Linked DNA regions of Homo sapiens: region 1 is linked to region 2. The links are chromatin loops, found by intact Hi-C in ENCODE. Cell type or tissue: CD4-positive, alpha-beta T cell. All regions are shown on one strand. Each heading gives the region's core, and the rest is flanking DNA. Links, peaks and the distances in the headings are about the cores only.

Region 1 (10,102 bases), core at 844-8,843, 410 kb before region 2:
TTTTTTTTTGAGATGGAATCACCCAGGCTGGAGTGCAGTAGCGTGATCTTGGGTCACTGCAACCTCTGCGTCCCAGGTTCAAGTGATTCTCCTGCCTCGGCCTCCCAAGTAGCTGGGATTACAGGCACCTGCAAGCACACTCAGCTAATTTTTGTATTTTTAGTAGAAACAGGGTGGCCCCATATTGGCCAGGCTGGTCTTGAACTCCTGACCTCAGATGATCCGCCCACCTCGACCTCCCAAAGTGCTGGGATTGCAAGCCTGCGCCACCGCACCCGGCCAAGGCCCTTAGTTTGAGATAGCCTGGCCAACATGGTGAAACTCCATCTCTACTAAAAATACAAAATTTAGCTGGGCTTGGTGGCACATGCGTATAATCCCAGCTACTCAGGAGGCTGAGGCATGAGAATTGCTTGAACCTGGAAGGTGGAAGTTGCAGTAAGTCGAGATGGTGCCACTGTACTCTAGCCTGGGTGACAGAGTGAGACTTTGTCTCAAACTTAAAAAATTAAAAAAAAAAAAATGAAAAAAGAAAGGTGCAGAGCAGAGTATGCAGAATGCTGCATTTTTGTGGAAATGCTCAAAGACTGAGTCTGAAAGGAGACACAAGAAAGAGGTGACTAAGGATGTCTCGGAGAGGAGAACTGGTTTGGGGGAGGGGACATTAGGGGTAAACAGGGGACTTCTTGCACTTACCCCTTGAGACCTTTTGAATGGCATGCCATGTGCCTGTATAAACTATTCAAATTGCAAAAAAATAACTTCAAAGAAGACTGTTTCTGGGAAAGCACTTGTGGTCAGAAAACCCCAGACTCGGATCTCCTATTCCCCATTTGTAGACTTGATGGTAAACCCAAACAGAAGGAAGGAAAGCCAGTGACTTTCATATCTGTTTCCACATCTTATCCTCATTACAACCCTGTGAACCAGTTAGGTTTTATCGGGCACATTTGACAGATTAGGAAAATTGAGGCTCAGAGAGGCTCGGTGAGATGCTGGCAGAGCTGGGATTGAAACAGTCTTGACTATGACTGTACCTGGCTCCTTCCCTCCTGCAGGGGACCTCTCCAGGCACTGAGGCCTGTGGCGGGGGGTGGCAGGAGAGAGCTCAGGGTGGAAGATGTGGGTGAGGTTTACTTCCAGGCTGTGGTGCTCACTAAAGCTCCTTTCCACTGCGACTTTCACAAGGGGGCCCCTCAGTCAGGAAACAGCAGTCTAGGATGCCGGGCAGCCAAACCAGGGTTTGATTTACATGTTCTCACACTACTGGTTGGGTGGTTTATTTGGGAAGGTAGGAGCTAACTCAGCCAAAGATCCTGTTCTCTGAACCCATCTGGGTTGCTTTTTAACATCTCTATAATCCCTGAAGATGTAGATTTTAAAAAATCACTTGATTGATTTTTGTCAAATTATATGCCTTAAACAAACTAAACTTTTTCATTAAATAAATTATATTTTATTTTTTATTTTTTTGCGATGGAGTCTCATTCACTCTGTCATCCAGGCCGGAGTGCAGTGGTGTGATCTTGGCTCCTGGCAACCTCTGCCTCCTGGGTTCAAGCAATTCTCCTGCCTCAGCCTCCTGAGTAGCTGGGATTACAGGCGCCTGCCACCAAGCCCAGCTAATTATGTGTATTTTTAGTAGAGACGAGGTTTTACCATGTTGGCCAGGCTTGTCTCAAACTCCTGACCTCAAGTGATCCATCCGCCTTGGCCTCCCAAACTGCTGGAATGACAGGCGTGAGCCACTGTGCCTGGCCTTCATTAAATAAATTTAAAGAAATAGATGAGTGTTACCAATTCAAGCAATGAAGTATTTGGAGGGCAATTTGGTGTTTCTGTCAAAATTGTTTTGGTATGTGTCCAGCATTTACACAGCAAATGATTTATCTTTCCCTGTGGATATACTCACCCCACTGTTCAAGGATACATGTCCAAAGATGCATTGCTTATGAAGCAAAGACACAAACCTAGAAAGAGCTGAGATGTCCCTCAATGGACAGCTGCTTCACTTAAGTGTAATCCATCTACGCGGCGGAATGCAAGGTACCATGGTTGAGAAAAAGAAAGCTGGCTGGATTTGCTGACCTAGAAAGAGATCTGCAATATACCGTTAAGTAAAAACAACAGTAGAATAATATGATCCCATTGTGAAAAAAAAAAAGTTAAAAACACATAGAGGTATCTATGTTTTAGCAAACATAGAAAACAATGTATAAGATCCAGCAATTTGGCTGGGTGTGGTGGCTCATGCCTGTAATCCCAGCACTTTGGGAGAACAAGGCGGACAGATCACCTCAGGCCAGGAGTTCAAGACCAGCTTGGCCAACATGGTGAAATTCCATCTCTGCTAAAAATACAACAACAACAACAAAAATTAGCTGGACATGGTGGCGGGCATCCGTAATCCTAGCTACTCAGGAGGTTGAGACAGAAGAATCCCTTGAACCTGGGAGGGGAAGATTGCAGTGAGCTGAGATCTCACCACTGCACTCCAGCCTGGGTGGTGATAGAGTGAGACTCTGTCTCAAAAAAAAAAAAAAAAAAAATCCAGCACAGCAATCCCACTTCTGGATATTTACCCAAAAGATTTGAAATCAGTTTGTTGAAAGATGTCTGCACTGTCAGGTTCATTGCAGCATCATTCATAATAGCTGAGTTATGGAATCAACCTAAATGTCCATCAACAGATTAATGCATAAAGAAAACGTGCCACATATTTACAATGGACTACTATTCAGCATTTAAAAAGCAGAATGGGGACTGGAGATTTTTTTTTTTTTTTTTTTTTTGAGATAGAGTCTCCCTCTTTTGCCCAGGCTGGAGTGCAGTGGCGCGATCTCGGCTCACTGCAAGCTCCGCCTCCCGGGTTCATGCCATTCTCCTGCCTCAGCCTCCCGAGTACTTGGGACTACAGGCGCCTGCCACCACACCTGCACCTGGCTAATTTTTTGTATTTTTAGTAGAGATGGGGTTTCAACATGTTAGCCAGGTTGGTCTCGATCTCCTGACCTCAAGATCCACCCACCTCAGCCTCCCAAAGTGCTGGGATTACAGGCGTGAGCCACCGCACCCAGCTTTTTTTTTTTTTTTTTTTTTTTTTTCAAACAGAGTTTCACTCTTGTTGTCCAGACTGGAGTACGGTAGTGCAATCTTGGCTCACTACAACCTCCACCTCCAGGGTTTAAGTGATTCTCCTGCCTCAGCCTCCTCAGTAGCTGGTATTACAGGTGCATTCCACCATGCCCAGCTAATTTTAGTATGTTTAGTAGAGATGGGGTTTCACTATGTTGGCCAGGCTGGTCTCAAACTCCTGACCTCAGGTGATCCACCTGCCTCAGCCTCCCATAGTGCTGGGATTACAGGCATGAGCCACTGCCTCCAGCCTGGAACTAGAGATTGATGGCCAGGGAAATTCTGTCATTTGCGACAACATGGATAAAGATGGAGAACATTATGCTAAGTGAAATAAGCCAGGCCCAGAAAGACAAGTGTCACATGTTCTCACTTATATGTGGAATCTAAAACAGTCAAACTCATAGAAGCAGAGAGTAGAATGGTGGTTACAGAGGCTCGAGGACGGGAAATGGGGAGATGGTGGTCAAAGCATACAAAATCTCAGATAGGAGGAATATGGGTTTTTTTTGAGACCTATTGTATGGCGTGGTAAATGTCATTAATAATAGAGTATGGTACATTTCAAAATTGCTAAGAGAGTAAATTCAAACAGTCTCATCACAAAAAAGTTAAGTGTTTGAGGTGATGGATATGTTAACTAGCTTTAATTATTCCACGTTGTATTCATAGATCATAATGTCACTTTTTACCCTATAAATATGTAAAAGAGTCCGGGTGCAGTGGCTCACAGCTGTAATCCTAGCCCTTTGGGAAGTCACGGTGGGTGGATCACCTGAGGTCAGGAGTTCAAGAGCAGCCTGGCCACCATGGTGAAATCTTGTCTCTACTAAAAATATAAACATTAGGTGGATATGGTGGCAGGCGTCTGTAATCTTAGCTACTCGGGAGGCTGAGGTGGGAGATTTGCTTGAGCCTGGGAGGCGGAGGTTGCAGTGAGCCGAGATTGTGCCACTGCACTCCAGCCTGGCCAACAAAGCAAGAGTCTATCTCAAAAAATAAATATAAAAAAAATATAATATATGTATATAATATATATAAAAGAGCTAGGATTTGAACCTGCAACTCTTCACTGTGATGTAGGCCCCGTCTATCACGTATGAACTATGAGCCTGCTGAGTGCTGGGTGCTGAGCTGGGAGCTCCCACTGTTCCCCAACACTGCGTCTCAGAGTTCCCTGATGCTGGAAGCCTGGAGGCCCTCACAATTCTAGGGTGTTTTTAGAATATCATTGTGGGGTGAAAGCAGGTTCCAGCTTCCCCAGGTGGAAGGTTCCAAGAAGCACCCGGCCAGCTCTGAGAAGTACCCGGCCAGCTCCTCCACTCTGCCTGACAGGGAGGGGACTGTGAGGGTTGGGACACGTCCTCTTTTAAGGCTCTCTCTTGCTGGCTTCTGACCACTTCCTCTTTTTCCTGGGGTGGAGGCGGCTGGCCGTGGCAGCACTAATAGCAGCTGGGGGCGGAGCAGGCCTCCAAAAACCCTCCCGGAGTGGCTCAGCCCCTCGGCTGAGGGCAGGAGAGCAAGAGTCCACTTCAGCTTCCATCTGAGGTCTCTGTGAGCCCCCAAAGGAGGGGCTGGGAGAGGTGGTCCCCTTAGCTCCCCCTCCCCAGCCAGAACAGAATCACTGACCCTGAGGCTTGGCCTGGGCTGCATCTGCTTCCAGCAACTTCCATGAAGGACGTGACTGTAGACGAGGCCCACTCCTTGCACGGCCAGGGCCCTCAGGGTGCCCAGGGAAGTGAGGGCCAGTGCTGGAAGCTCCAGCCTAGCACTGGGCACCTCCCCGGTGAGTGGCTGTTGGGGGCAGAGCTGCCAGCAGGGAGAGGACAGCTATGAAAGACGTGGCTCCAGGCCTTGCACTGCCACCTGTCAACTCGGGGCTTTGGGCAGGCTGCTTTTCTCCTTTGGGCCTCAGTTTCCTCATCTGTGTAGTGGAGACCAACCACGGTACTTCGAAGGTCTGTAGAAATTCCTGGTACACAGCAAGTGCTTAATAATGGTATGAGCTACTATTAGCTAGTGCCTGTGGCTCAGTCTGAGCTGTCCAGGGTGCCCCACCAGCTTCTGCTGAGGATGGCCAGTGGCAGCTCAGCTCTGCTCCCGGCCTCGCACCCTTCCACACCCCCTCGGCCCTGCCTCTCCCCGCCACCTCAGCCTGGCTTCCCACCTGTGGCAGGTGCAACCAAGCTCAGGTCCACACAGCACGAGCTTTAGTTTTCCCACTCACAGCCCCATTGAGCCAATTTGGTAAAACATCCACATTGGTCATTGGTGGGTTATGCCAAGTTCAGCATTGTGTTAAAGTCCTGGCAGGTTTTTTTTTTTTTTTTTTTTTTTTGTATTCTGGTTAAATATGTATAATATAAAATTTACCATTTTGACCATTTAATTTAATTTTTTTTTTTTTTGAGATGGAGTCTCACTCTGTTGCCCAAGCTGGAGTGCAGTAGTTGTATCTTGGCTCACTGATGCCTCCACCTCCCAGGTTCAAGCGATTCTCCTGTATCAGCCTCATTAGTAGCTGGGATTATAGGCGCACATTACCACGCCCAGCTAATTTTTGTATTTTCAGTAGAGAAGGGTTTCACCATGTTGGCCAGGCTGACCTGGCCTCAAGTGATCTCCCTGCCTTGGCCTCCCAAAGTACTGGGATTACAGGCATGAGCCACTGCACCCAGCAGTGCTGACTTTTGGGAGGGGATGAGGGAACCAGGAGGTGACAGATGCCACAGCCACTAATGCAGATGCCACAGCCATGACTGTAGGATGGGGAAAATATGAAGGGAGCTCAGCCGTTTTATCTCCAGGAGAAGCAGCTGGAGGGCTGGGAGAGGGCCTGGGGAGTGGGAAGTGGCTGCGGAGGTGAGACTCCCCCATCCCTGGGCCAACAGCCAGGGCTCCATGGTTGGGCTAGATGGTCCCACCTTGGGTGGAGGCTGAGCCTGTGTGAGGCGCTGCCCTGTGTCTTCTCTTGCCTGGCCTGGCCGCCATCACAGGCCCACCCCCGGGGAGAAGATTCTAGGAGGAAAGTCCAGGCCAGGCCTGAAAGGACTTCGCTCCTTGGTAACTATCCCTCAGGGTTGACCCAGTGACACAGGTTCTAGGGACCCACTTCTAGGTTTGCCGCCTCCATCTCCATCTCCGTCTCCACCTCCACCTGAGTTGAGAGGGGATGGAGAAGCTTCCTGGGGAAACTCTGCCCTTCTCCACCCATCCCCACCTCCTTCCCTTCCCTCCCCATCTCATTCCCTCCCCTCCCCACCTCCTTCCCTCGCCTCCCCCACCTCCTTCCCCTGTCACCTCCTTCCCGCCCATCCCCACCTCCTCCCCTCCCCTCCCCACCTCCTCCCCACCCCTCCCCACCTCCTCCCCTCCCCTCCCCACCTCCTCCCCACCCCTCCCCACCTCCTCCCCACCTCCTCCCCACCACCTCATTTCCACCCCTCCTCACCTCATTCCCCTCCTTTCCCATCTCCTTTCCATTTCCTTTTGCCTATACCTTGTACCAAGCTGGGTGGTGATCCACTTGGAAATTCACAAAGCAGTGCACAGCACTTCACAGTTTGTCAAGGACCTGGTAAGGTGTAGGTGCTCAATACTTGCTTTAGTGAATGAATGACTGTGGGGCCCCATGGCAGAGCTCACTAGTGGGAACCTCACGTGTCTCCCTAGCAATGTCAAAGGCCTGTCTGAAGTATGTGTGGGAGGGATCCCCAAAAGGGACACCAATAACTGCTCTGGGATATTTAATAAAATATGCTATGAAGATTGAATGGAATAATGTGTAGGAAATGCCTGCTACATTGTAGGTATTCAAACTTTAGTTATCATTATTATCTTTTATTTTAAAGAATAATCTGATTCTGGATCAGAAGCAGTGACTCCCACAAAGGTCATCAAAAAGGGAATGGTGCAAAGTGAGAGAACATTGGCAGAGGAAGAACCAGCTGTGTGTCCTTAGGCAAATTGCTTACCCTCTCTGAGCCCCCATTGCCTGATCTGTCAAATGGGTCTGGAAATCCTCACTTCCTCTGCTATTGTGGTAGGCATCAGATGAGATAAAAGATGAGTTCAGTCTTAGCAAGCAGGGAAGAGAAGCCCAGCTGAGCTGAGAGGTGGCTGACAATGGGAAACCACCCCAAGCCTGTTCCTTTATTTTTTATTTTTATTTATATATATATTTTTTGAGACAAGGCCTCACTCTGTCACCCAGGCTGGAGTACGGTGCCGTCATCGTGGCTCACTGCAGCCTTGACCTCCTGGGCTCAAGTGATCCTCCCGCCTCAGTCTCCCAAGTAGCTGGGGCTACAGGCATGCACCACCATGCCTGGCTAATTTTGTATTTTTTTTTTTTTTTGGTAGAGATGAGGTGTCACTATGTTGCCCAGGCTGGTCTCAAACTTCTGAGCTCTAGTGATCTGCCCACCTCGGCCTCCCAAAGTGCTGGGATTACAAGCGTGAGCCACCAAACCTGGCTTCAGCCTGTTTCTTTAACGTCAGCTTCTCTTATTTTTTGAGACAGAGTTTCACTCTGTCGCCCAAGCTGGAGTGGGGTGGTGTGATCTTGGCTCACTGTAACCTCTGCCTCCTGGGTTCAAGTGATTCTCGTCCCTCAGCGTCCCGAGTAGCTGGGATTACAGGCACCCGCCACCACATGCAGTTAATTTTTGTATTTTTAGTAGAGATGGGGTTTTACCATGTTGGCCAGGCTAGTCTCCAATTCCTGACCTCAAGTGATCCGCCTGCCTCGGCCTCCCAAAGTGCTGGGACTACAGGTGTGAGCCACTGCACCCAGCCTCAGCCTGTTCCTTTAACATCAGCTTCTGAAACTATCTCTGCAGAAGTTCTGAGGGTACCCCTCACTCAAGCTCCAGGCGTCAGGAAAAGAACATTCCACGAAGTCCATCTGGAAGACGGTCCTTTCCCTGCTGCCCCCAGGTAAGCACATGGCCTCCAATCTGTCCTCGACCAAACCCTGACTCCAGGCCAGTCAGCAGCACCGAGCCTGGCCTGTTTCCATGGAGAACAGGAAAGGCACCAGTGTGTCTGGGAGGAAAGACGGCTTCCTGTTCAAAGCCACAGATAGGATGGCCATAAAGCAGGGTAGTAGAATTGTCATTATTCCGCAAGATCAAATAGGGCTGCTAAGCCCAGGAACCGTCGGGGAGGCCCAATGGATGGGCCACATTTCCCCTGCAAGGCCAACTGGCAAGTGGCCACTGCCCCCTACCGCCTTTCAGATAGGGCTTCCTGTAGGAGTATGCTGCTATGCCGGGCTATTATTGTCAGTATTCACTGAGTGCATAGTATATGCCAGTCACTGACCTCAGCGATCTGTAAGATTTATCTCCTTTAATCCTCAGAACAAACTGCTATCTTATACGGCAGCTATTATTATTAACCCCATTTTACAGATGAGGGAACGGAGGCAGAGAGAGGTTAAGTATGTTGCCCAAGGTCACACAGTGGAGGAGCCAAGCCTGTACTCAATCCAGGTCATCTGAAACCAGAGCTTATGAAGGTGACCACACCATACAGTGTCTCAGGACAGGGGAGGCCAGGCACAGAGGTGGTGGGGGAAAGAAGGAAGCTAAGTGAGAGGTACCAGGTCCCAAGTGAACCCCTCATTAATACTGGTGTTGAAGAGGCGTGGACTTCGTGAGGCGGGTGTTATTGGCACTGTTTTACAGATAAGGAGCTGAGAGCCCAGAGAGACAGTGAGTTGCCCAAACAACAAAGCTGCGTTTGAGCCTAGATGTGTCTACTGCACAGCCTGGCTCTTCAGTGAGCTTGCTGCCTTATCCTGCTTCTTCAGCAGTTTGTTCCGAGTCTGATCTGTCTTGAGAGCCCCACAGCCTGGGGCACAGGCCTGGAACACACACACCGCGCCTCTACGCCTGTTTTTAGAAATTGTGTATGGGATTCCAGTGGTTCCTACTTGCTGCTACTTTGGGCAAAGGAGAGGAAATGTGGTAGGAAGTGTAGTGACTCTGTATCTTGGTGAGTGGTTGTTTGCCTGAGCTCAGATGCTGCTGGAATGAAGAGTTTTGAAAAGACAATCATTTTGGAATAGTTGCATCTCTTTTACTTTTGGGTGAGTCAAAGGAAAAAGGGAGCTCTAGGAGGGACCACATTGGAAATTCCATCCACCCACTCATCCACCCATCCGATCATTCAATCATCTCTTTATCCAATCATTCATCCATTCATCCATCCACCCACCCATTTTCTGGGCTCCAATTTTCTGCTAGGCCCTGGAAACAAAACACACAAAACCCCCAAACAAACAAAAAAACAAAAGAGTAAAAGCCTCATAGAAAAAAAAGCTGTTTAGTGACCAGCCTGGCCAAGATGGTGAAACCCCGTCTCTACTAAAAATATAAACATTAGCCGGGCGCGGTGGCAGGTGGCTGTAATCCCAGCTACTTGGGAGGCTGAGGCAAGAGAATCGCTTGAATCCAGGAGACAGAGGTGCAGAAGAGCCGAGAAAGCGCCACTGTACTCCAGCCTGGGTGACAGAGTGAGACTCTGTCTCAAAAAAGAAAAAAGACAAGAAAAAAGAAAAAAAGCTGTTGTTTCACATTTTCCTCCAGCACTTCCTATTTTTTACATTTGGAAAAGAGCTTTATTGAGATATAATTCATGTATCACGCAATTCACCCATTTAAAGTGTGATTCGATGGCTTATAGTGTATTCACAGAGCACTGACATCATCACCACAATCAATTTTTGAAACTTTTCATCACCCCCAAACAGAAACCCAGTACCCCTTAGGCCGTCACTCCCTATACCCCCTTCCCCCACCCCTTCAATTACTCATCTACTTTCTTTCTCTGTGGATTTGCCTATTCCGGACATTTCATGTACATAGAATCATATAATATGTGGCCTTTTGTGTCAGGCTTCTTTCACTTAGCATCATGTGCTGTCGTTATTGTTGCTGTTTTGTTTTGTTTTGTTTTTTGA
Region 2 (10,102 bases), core at 987-8,986:
AGAACCGCTTGAACCTGGGAAGCAGGCTGCAGTGAGCCGCGGTTGCGCCAGTGCACTGTAGCTTGGGCAACAGAGCGAGACTCCATTTCAAAAAAAATAAATAAATAAAAATAAAAAAATAAAAAACTGGAAACAACCCAATCATGAGTTCTTTAACATTATTAGTCATCAGGAAAATGCTAATTAAAAACCACAATGAGATGCCACTAGAATAAAATTAAAAAGATATCTAACTCCAAATGTTGAACTCTCATACTTCCTTAGTGAAAGTGTTATAACACTTCTCTATTAATGTCCATTAATAGAAGAATGAATAGATATACCGTGGTGTATCTGTAAAATGAAATACCACTTAGCAACAGAAACAAATTACTGATGTTCCAAAACAAGGATGAATATCCAAAACATTTTGCTGACACAGTTAAGCACATATTGCACAATTCCTTTTTTATGAAGTTCAAGAACAGACAAAATTAATCTACGGTTTAAGAAATCAGAACAGTGCTTGCATCAGAGCAGGAGTGAGACTGACTAGAAAGAGGGATGAAGATCTTTACGTGATGATGGAAATGTTTCCTTGATAGGAGTATGGTTTACAAAGATGCATGCACTATCAAAACACATACAGCTGTAGACTTAAGTACATTCCACTGAATGCAACCACCACCCACACACCCACACGTGCACACAGTTTAAGGGGAGATACTGAGGGCAGACTAGAGGAGAGGCGTCTTTTAAAAGAGTGGTCTGGATAGGCCTCTTGTCAGGGGTGACATCTGAGCAAGGACCAGGAGGCAGTGAGGAAGCAAGATATGAGGATGCCCAGGTGAAGAACACCTGAAGTCCCCATAAGTGGGGGCCCTGAGAAGGGAATCTAACCTGCCTGAGAAACATAAAGCCCCTGCAGTTGGAATGGAGACAATGCAGAGTAGTAGCAGGAGGTCAGAGTTACTTGCATGATAACATTAAGATGTCATCTTTTACTGTGTTGACATTTGCAGACTGTGCAAAAGCAACTCTGGGTAAAACGAATCTTAGCATGAGTGAAAGCAGCAGTGATACCAGACTACCCTGGTAGTTACATTCTTCACTGCCAGGCCCTCACAGTTCAAAGAAAAATGCCAGTTTCACATTAGAATGTTCTTGATGACACAGCACAAATTTATTTCTGTTAATCTTAGCCCTCAATTACTTTAAAAAATATTCGGTATACGAAATTGAAACTCTATATATAAGATACTTCTTAGCCGGGCGCAGTGGCTCACACCTGTAATCCCAGCAGTTTGGGAGGCCGAAGCAGGAGGATCACGAGGTCAGGAAATTGAGATCATCCTGGCTAATACGATGAAACCCTGTCTCTACTAAAAAAATACAAAAAAAAAAAAAAATTGGCTGGGCATAGCGGCGGGTGCCTGTAGTTCCAGCTACATTGGAGGCTGAGGCAGCAGAATGGTGTGAACCCGGGAGGTGGAGTTTGCAGTGAGCGGAGATCTCGCCACTGCACTCCAGCCTGGGTGACAGAGCGAGACTCCGTCTCAAAAAAAAAAAAAAAAAAAAAAAAAGATACTTCATCATAGTCAAATAATCTAACTGCACTTGTGTGACTGAACCGAGAGATGAATTAGACACTTTTTTTCAATGTCACACCGTAACTATGGTTTTGCGGGTTTGGGTTCTTTGGCAGACATTTTCTTGAAAATAAATAAAGTGAACCTGACACTTCAAGGGGAATAACTGACACTATTTACTGCCAATAACAAAATTCAAGCTTTCAAGCAAAAGTTAGAATTCCGAATAGCTTTTATCTGTCATCTTGGGCTTGATAGCTTCCCAACACTTAAAAGACTTTTCTGTTGAAACCCACGGTGATACTAATGAATGTGATTTTTGATATTGTATAACAAGATGAGTTAACACTGGGAAAATCTATACAACTCATTTTCCAAATGACAGATGCAGGATGTTAAGAAATCATATACAGGTAAAAGATCTATTTGGAATACAAGACAGACCAAGACATGAAAAATTCACTGGTGTTTTCAGATTCCACGTTGCAATTTACTCTGAAGAAACTACTACTGACTGAGTTTTGGAGTTGTACCAAAGAATTATCTGAAAAGGCCATTGAGATACTCCTCTCTTTTCAACTGTATCACCTGTGTGAGGGGGATTTTCTTTATATACTTCAACCAATACAACATGCTTTAACAGGCTGACTGCAGGCGTTCAGAGTCTAGCTGTCTTCTATTATGCCACAATGTTAAAGAGATTTGCAAAAACAGAAAACAGTGCCACTCTTCTCGTTAAATTTTTTGTCTTGAAAAAGTTATTTGTCATTAAAAATGTGTTAGGTAATGAATTTGTTATTTAAATAATTTTTAAAATTTCTTACATAGTAAATATTAACAAATATAAATCACACAAAACACTCTTTAGGTGTTCTAAATAAATTTTTTTTTTTGAGATGGAGTCTCATTCTGTTGCCCAGGCTGGAGTGCAGTAGCGCAATCTCGGCTCAATGCAACCTCCGCCTCCTGGATTCCAGTGATTCTCCTGCCTCAGCCTCCTGAGAAGCTGGGACTACAGGCACACGCCATCATGCCTGGCTAATTTTTTTTGTATTTTTAGTAGAGACGGGGTTTCACCATGTTAACCATGATGGTCTCGATCTCCTGACGTCGTGATCCGCCTGCCTCGGCCTCCCAAAGTGCTGGGATTACAGGTGTGAGCCACCGTGCCCGGCCTAGGAGTTCTAAATAATTTTTATAAATGCAAATAGCTTCTGAGTTCCAAAACTCTGAGAACCACTGTGATTTTGGTTCCTCTCTCACTGGCCCTCTAGTCTGGCTAGAAACTCACTTACTTCAGAACCGCCTCTCCCTGAGGGAATCTAAATTTGGGCACAGAACTTGCTGTTCAGCTTTTTCTATGAACTTGGGATTCCCTCTCAATTGCCCAATCTTATTCCTTATAGAGGGAGCAGCTGATGAGACCTCCTCAATTCCAAAGTAAATCATCTCTCTCAGGAAAGCACCATACATCAAAGCTTTCACTTAAGGCAAAGGAGGGACCCAGAGAAAGACAACCTCCAGAGGTCAGGACTGGATTCAGAGCAGGACTACTGGCCCCTCAGAGGTTTTTCCCACGGGTTTGCATTGACACCGTATCTTTAATATAAAAAGGAGCACAGGTGTTTTGTATCTACATGCATGGTTTTAAGAATTAGAAAAATTAATTACAGAGTTGGCAAGCAAGTGAAATATTTCAAAACTTACCTCTTTTTGTATTTTAATTATCCAATTTTCATTAATGAGGATAATTTTCAGGCTAAAACACACCCACAAAATTATTTCATAAATTTCGCAGATGAGAAACTACTGCTCAGAAAAAGCTGGACTTGCCTAAAGCCACAAATACCATGGCAAAACTCCAGTTAGAAAACCCTTCTCAGTGGGTCTCACATTCCTGCACATTTTTTGAGTGAGGCACTAACTGCCCGGTTGCTCTGGACTATCTTTGCAAGGATATCTGCATAGCGAGCAGCCTTGAAAAACAGTCTTCCTCTAAAGCGAAGGGCAGATTTGCTTACTGTCCAGCATAATACAGATGCCTCTCTTGGGGCCGAAGGCAAGTCTGCTTGTGGTCCGTTATCCAAGGTTCCAGTTTTCTAAGCTCAGGAGATCTCAGCTATGATGCAAATCCACTGGGTGCACAGCATCCACCTGGGCCACTTCACGCCATCCCTCATAGGAGTTGGGGACAAAAGAGAAATGACGCAAACTTGATGCTTGTGCTGCTTGCTGTACAGTAAGTCCTTTGTTTCTGATGGTGTTCAGGAGACACTACTCCCAAAATATGGCATCTTGGCATACTGAAAATTTTACACTGGAGGAATCTGAAAAATGACGTGCAGGTAGGATTTTCTGACTGTCCCCTGAAGCAGGTCATAAAAGCATCTCACATAAGAGGTGCCCTCCCTACACTCAGAGGAAAGCAACATCCTTATCTCAGAAGAAGGGACAGAGAGAGGAATCTGAACAAAAGACTTGCTAAGTTTCTCCTGGCTTATTACTCTTCGTTCATACCCCTTGCTCCCATCATATTTCTTCACAACTTTCCACTCTTCATCAAAGCTAACATAAAAACACTCAGGTTCAACCAGTTCTTCGGTATTCATTTTCTTATGAAGGCTCCTGTGTCACCTAAAACTTTTGTGAAATAAAAGTGTATACCTTTCTCTTTGTTAATCTGTCTTTTGTTACAGGGACCCCAACTAATGAACTTCAAATGGGTGGAAGGAAAGGCTATTGTCCCTCCCCTACATCTCAGACCCAGAAGGTTCCTATCTTCCACCAGCATCAGTGAAAGTGTGGCAGGCTAACTTGTTAGTTTCAGGTCCCTATAGCTTCTGACTCCAAACAGACCACAAAACACAAGTATAAGATGTACAATAGCCAAAAATACTTCTTAAACAACTTGCTACGGCAAAGGAGGAATTAAACTGCCTATACTTGCACACTCTTTCTGGACCATATCCTTGGGGAAAAAAACAATAAGGCAATAGATAGCAAAATCTTTCATCTGGTAAATTTCACTCCTAGGAATTCACACTATATCGGGTTCCCTGGAAACAGACTCTGAGACAGACATATATGCAGAAAACTTAGCAGGCAGTGTTGTTCAGCAGATGCCCTTCTAGGAAAACAGAGAAAGAAGGATTGGGCAGAGGGAGAAGATAATGGGCAATGTGGCTACACTAAGGCCTCAGCCACATATGAGAGCTCTGGAGTCAGGAATGCCCTTCAGTTGTTCCAAGTTGAGGCACAGCAGCTAGATCATCATTCCCCTACATGGTCTAGCCACTGGCTAAAAGTGTCCCCTGTGAGGCAGTGTTAACACTGAATAGCCCTAATTATCTTCACTGAATTACAGACTGATACGGCTGACATTAAAAATGGGAAAGTCGAGACTTTCAGAGCACAGACACATGCAATCTCCAAATTCACAGAATAGTTAAGACAACACTAGCAAAAAAGGATACACAAACATAAGTGAGTAGAAAGGAATGGGTGTACTTCATATATTCAGATATAAGGAAATACACACAATGGTGACAATCACTGTGCTTTATGCCTGGTGTTATGGTGACTGTTTTACATATATTACCTCATCTACTTCTCGGAATGTACTGGACAGGTACTATCATCATACCCAATACACAAATGACACAAAACAGGTTAAGTAACTCACCCAAGGTGACAAGTAAACAACTGGCGGAGCTGGGCATCAAACCCAGGTCTGCCTGACTTCAGAGCCCATGTGCTTAATCAACCAATCCATTCCATGATCTCCCTATTTAGAGTGTTAAAAACAACAACTCAATACAACACGTATACCAAGGACATGTCATCCATTCACCCCTCCAGACCTACTTCCCGTCTTCACCTGTTTCTCTGGCCTGGGAGGCTGACTTGAACGTAATGCACGGAAGGGCTCCTTTGCTGCCAGGTACCTGGCTCCCTTGCTAGGATGACCTTGGGCTGGCCGTACCCGTGAATGGAGGTAGCAGCTCCTGTAAGGTGCTCTCTCTACACAACTTATCTGCAGATTCGGTAGCAGCTATTCCCCACCCACCCGTTGACTCTGCAAGCTCAGGTGGTAATCACTCCCACTACACATGCTAGGAGGTGCTGCACTGCCCCGAGGGGCCCCCCTATGCCCCACCCACACCTTGATAGTCTCTCCTCAGTCTGAGAGTGTCATCTTCTCCTGCCAACATCCTGAGCTGATATACACACCTATACATAAACAGGATGCTGAGTAATGGCAAAAAGGCATTATTTACCTTCCCAGAAAGAAATGTAAAGGTCATTTTCTGGGAATAATATGCTGTATTAGGGGAAAAATACTGGAAACAAGATAGAAACAGTCCTGCTCTTTAATAAACAACTGGAAGGAACACTTTGGCAAGTTTACTTAAGGCATAAAAGTAAATTATAGCTCCAGCAGCAAAGGTCCCTTCCTCCCTGTGACCCTGCCCCTGGCACTATCTTCTCCCTCCTCACCAACATCTTGCTTCCTCTGAGAAGCAGAGAAAAAAAGTACCTTCTCCCGATCCCTCCTGGTGGGACATACTTTCTATCTTTAGAGAAGGGTATCTAACCTTCAAACAATGTCCAGAGGTCAGCCAAATGAACAGGGGAATATAACATTCCAAATCAAAGCCCAAACATCAGGTACAGAATGGAAACACATAAATGTGCCTCAAGACAGTAAGCAGCATCTTCAGTCATTTGACCAAAGTTTAAGTAAAACTACCATACAACAGAGCTTACTAAGGTGAGGAAAGTATCAGGGAAAAATGAAAAATAGCTTCCAGAAGGATTCAGCTAAATTAATGGATGAAATAAATCCAACACTCCTTCATTCAAAATTGTTGATCAGGCACCAGCCAAGCTTAGGGGTGGGCCAGAAACTGTCTACCCCAGCCTTCAGCACTGACTAGCTGGGTGAAGCTGGGCAAGTTACCCTCCCTTAAGCTCAGTTCCTCAACTACAAAGTGACAGAATCATAGGAGGCAGTTCCTAAGTTTGCTACGAAGATTCAATAACTACAGATGTAAAGTGTTTAGCCCAGTTCCTGGTACACACTATAGATTCAGTAAATGTTAGCTAAAATGGATGGTATTACAAGTAGTAACAATTTAAAAGAAGAAACAAAAACTTCTGACCTGCCTTAAAATGCTCAACCTAATGAACTCTGTAACCGAAACAAAACTGGAGAGACCTGAAGTACACCCCTAATCTTTAGAACTTAAGGTGATAGAGAGAACATTACAGCTTCCCCAAAGGTCTGCTGTTACTATCAGAGATATGTGGGCTAGGTTCCTTCATTCAATGTAAAAAAGGACAAAATAGTGGCTGGGAGGGGGAGTAGTAAAAATGTATAAATCCATGTACAACTTCTATAGGTTTAATATTTTTTAGTTGTGCTACTAAATCAATAAACTGAACAGAAACAATTTCATGGGCTTTATGTCACCGGAATGATGAGTTAAATTTACCAGGAGTTTCCTTCTGAATGCCACAAGCATCATCAGTATCAATTTTAATAAACCTACTCTTTCTCTTTAAGCTCTGGCAAATCCAAGTACCAGTGCTCTTCACTAATGATTTTCTTTTCTTCTTCTTCTAGTTGTTTCTTGGTTTCTGAGTCCAGTCCCCTTTGCATAAACTGTGAAAACAAACAAAATCAATGTCAGAAACTTTTCCCATTTTAGAACTGAGGAAACCCCAAATAATTTTCTTCTTCTACTTGTTCTCCTTCATTTATCTATGGAACCCATCTCAAGATTGAGGGTTGGGGCAAGTGATCAAACGGTTTAGCTCTACCCTTCCAACTTTACACTAGACGATGAGGGCTTGTGTCAGGGCATGAGAAAATGCACAATGTATATTTCCTTCGGAAAACTTAAGGGCTAAGACACCACATTCGAAGGTCTTGTGCTCACCCACAGAGCCCACTGGCTTTGGCACCTGCTGATCTGGGGTTGAAATGCCCTTCTTATCCTCTTCCACCTGGCCAACTCCTCGCCCGTCTGACATAGGTAAAGCTACTAGACTTCTATGAGTGCCAGTAAAATCAGTGCCTCTGTCCTAAATGCTTCCATGGCTCCCTCCAATAGACTCACCACATCTGAACTTTCTGAGCATCTATCTTTTCTGGAGACCTTAAGGACTGGGTGTCTGGGTCATCTCCTTCATCTGTCCCAATATGATGACTGAAGCACAGTAAGAGCCCGATAAATGTAGGCAGAAGCAAAGGTACATCTATAAGTCTGCTCTTCGTTTTTATTTTTCCTCTGAAATGCTGCTAAACTCTTGAGCTGCTCTTATCAAATCTGCAGAAAGTTGACTCAAAATATGGCAGTAAATAACAGTCCTGCTGCCAGTCTCTCACTAGCATGAATACCTGTATTTCTTCAGGGAACAAGTGAACAAACTTAAGAGGCTAACCACAGCAACAAGATAAAATATCAACACTGGAGAAAATAAAATCAGAAAATACCCAGAAGCCTCCTAGCAGTTAGGTTTCAGCTTCCACTGGTTTCTATGTATCCCCCATTTCTTTCCCTTATTCAGGTCCGATATTTCTTTTTTATTTTTTTTTTTATTTTTTTTTTTTGAGACAGAGTCTCACTCTGTCGCCCAGGCTGGAGTGTAGTGGCACGATCTCAGCTCACTGCAACCTCTGCCTCCTAGGTTCAAGAGGTTCTCCTGCCTCAGCTTCTCGAGTAGCTGAGATTACGCGCCTGCCACCACACCCAGCTAATTTTTCTGTTTTTAGTAGAGACGGGGGTTCACCACTTTGGCCAGGCTGGTCTCAAACTCCTGACTTTGTGATCCACCCGCCTCGGCCTCCCAAAGTGCTGGGATTACAGGTGTGAGCCGCTGCGCCCGGCCCAGGTCCCATATTTCTCCTCCTTCTATTCCACCTTTTCCAAACATAAGCCTTTTTAGGCATAAGCACTTTAACAATGACTACTAAGTTAAATGAAAAAACCTTAACGTTCACGAATAAAATAGTCATGCACTGCAAAATGATGTTTGGTCGACGATGGAACCCATATATGACAGTGGTCCCATAAGATTACAATGCTGCATTTTTATTGTACCTTTTCTATATCTAGATATGTTTAGATACACAGACACCACTGTGTTACAACTGCCTACAGTATTCAGTACAGTAGCATGCTGTATAGGTTTGCAGCCTACGAACAACAGGCTGTACCATATAGCCTAAGTGTGTGGTAGGCTATACCATCCAGGTTTGCGTAGATGAACCCTATGATGCTCTCACAATGATGAAATCACCTAACAATGCATGTTTCAGAACGTATCCCTGTTGTTAAATCATGTGTTAAGTAACACATGATGGTGATAACATCAAGTGCTGAAGAGAATGTGAAGAAACTGATCACTCAAACATAGCTGGTGGGAAAGTAAATGGTACAGCCACTGTGGAAAACAGCATGGCAGTTTCTTAGCAAACTAAACATACACTTACCATATGACCCAGCAACCGTCCACGCAAAATGAGTGCGTGTAAAATGGTGAAATCTGCGTCAGCTCACTGTCAATGTCCTGGCTCTTTATCATATCCTAGTGTTGTAAAATGTTGCCGCTAGGGGAGGTGGCATGAAGGACGCACGGGATATCCCTGTACACTTTTTGCAACTTCCTGTGAATCTATCACTATTTTAAGTAAAAAGTAAAAGAAAACAAGTTTGCAGACTAGTGTTTTGCAGTCGTCATCCATTTTACCTGTGTGTACATCCTCATCCCAGGAAAGAACTGCAGTTTCTGGAATGTGCACGCTATACTTCCCAGTCCTTTTGCCTTTGCGACTTAACACGTTTCCATTTTCTGCCTGGCAAAATATTTACTCTTTTAAGCCTACAGTGTGTGTCCTTTGGTAAGACTTCCTGGTTGGCATTTGGCTTGGCTCTTCCTAGGTCTGCTCCTATAAAGAAGCACATTCTCAAGACAGCCTCATCAACACTGGAATATTGTTCACCATCGTGCTGCTTTGGTGTCTCCCAGGACTACGATTCTGAATAGACCATGACTCTTGTTCATCTTGTATCATTGGTACTTAGGCGGCACCCCTGGTACACAAAAGAGCTCACTCAGTGAAAGTTCTCTGAATGGAAATGAACCTAGACCTATCTTATTTTTCCAGATTCTCTTTCTGGGATGGTTTTCTTTAAATGCAGATGCCTCATTTCATCACTAATATTCCTCGTGGTAAAACTCATCAATACTGCCCAACTGCCCTTTTTTCTCCCATTTAGTCATGTACCTATTCTTTTGGTATACAACAGCCATATACATATGTTCTGTACACATAGAAAGGACAGAACTCCCTGTGAATATGAATCAAGCACCTCCAGACTTAGGTACAAGTTCGATTCTCCTACTCTAGAGCATTTCAGAACACATTCCAAAACTAGTGAGGACTCAGAGCAGGCATCAGCATAATACAGTCCTCAGGCTAGATGTCTGTTGTCGTCGATAAAGTTTTACTGGTACACAACCATGGT

Evidence for each region. A loop is a pair of places that touch in the nucleus more often than their neighbours do. Peaks named below come from ENCODE experiments on the same cell type or tissue, not always from the same donor. Only the 100,000 strongest peaks of a DNase experiment are listed, where the experiment ranks them.
Region 1: a loop joins it to region 2, with 6 times the contacts of the local background. A loop is called at or near these places in 3 of 110 quality-filtered maps.

The regions. Positions count from the first base shown.
Region 1 is chr16:81,747,894-81,757,995 of GRCh38, forward strand. It overlaps LOC105369213 (a long non-coding RNA gene), which reads left to right. Exons shown (of 4, transcript NR_189584.1): 3 at 7,977-8,073. It also overlaps a transcript of PLCG2 not described here. Among named protein-coding and RNA genes, the nearest start is that of PLCG2, 26 kb to the right of the region's middle. RefSeq lists enhancers at 939-1,008, 4,173-4,781, 4,782-5,389. In CD4-positive, alpha-beta T cell, for the core only: no CTCF peak of the experiment used is centred there; a DNase peak (open chromatin) is centred at 4,518.
Region 2 is chr16:82,156,962-82,167,063 of GRCh38, forward strand. MPHOSPH6 (M-phase phosphoprotein 6) reads right to left here. Exons shown (of 5, transcript NM_005792.2): 2 at 7,121-7,233. Among named protein-coding and RNA genes, the nearest start is that of MPHOSPH6, 8.2 kb to the right of the region's middle. RefSeq lists enhancers at 3,767-3,911, 6,170-6,314, 8,823-8,967, 8,960-9,104 and cis regulatory regions at 3,839, 6,242, 8,895, 9,032. In CD4-positive, alpha-beta T cell, for the core only: no CTCF peak of the experiment used is centred there; no DNase peak of the experiment used is centred there.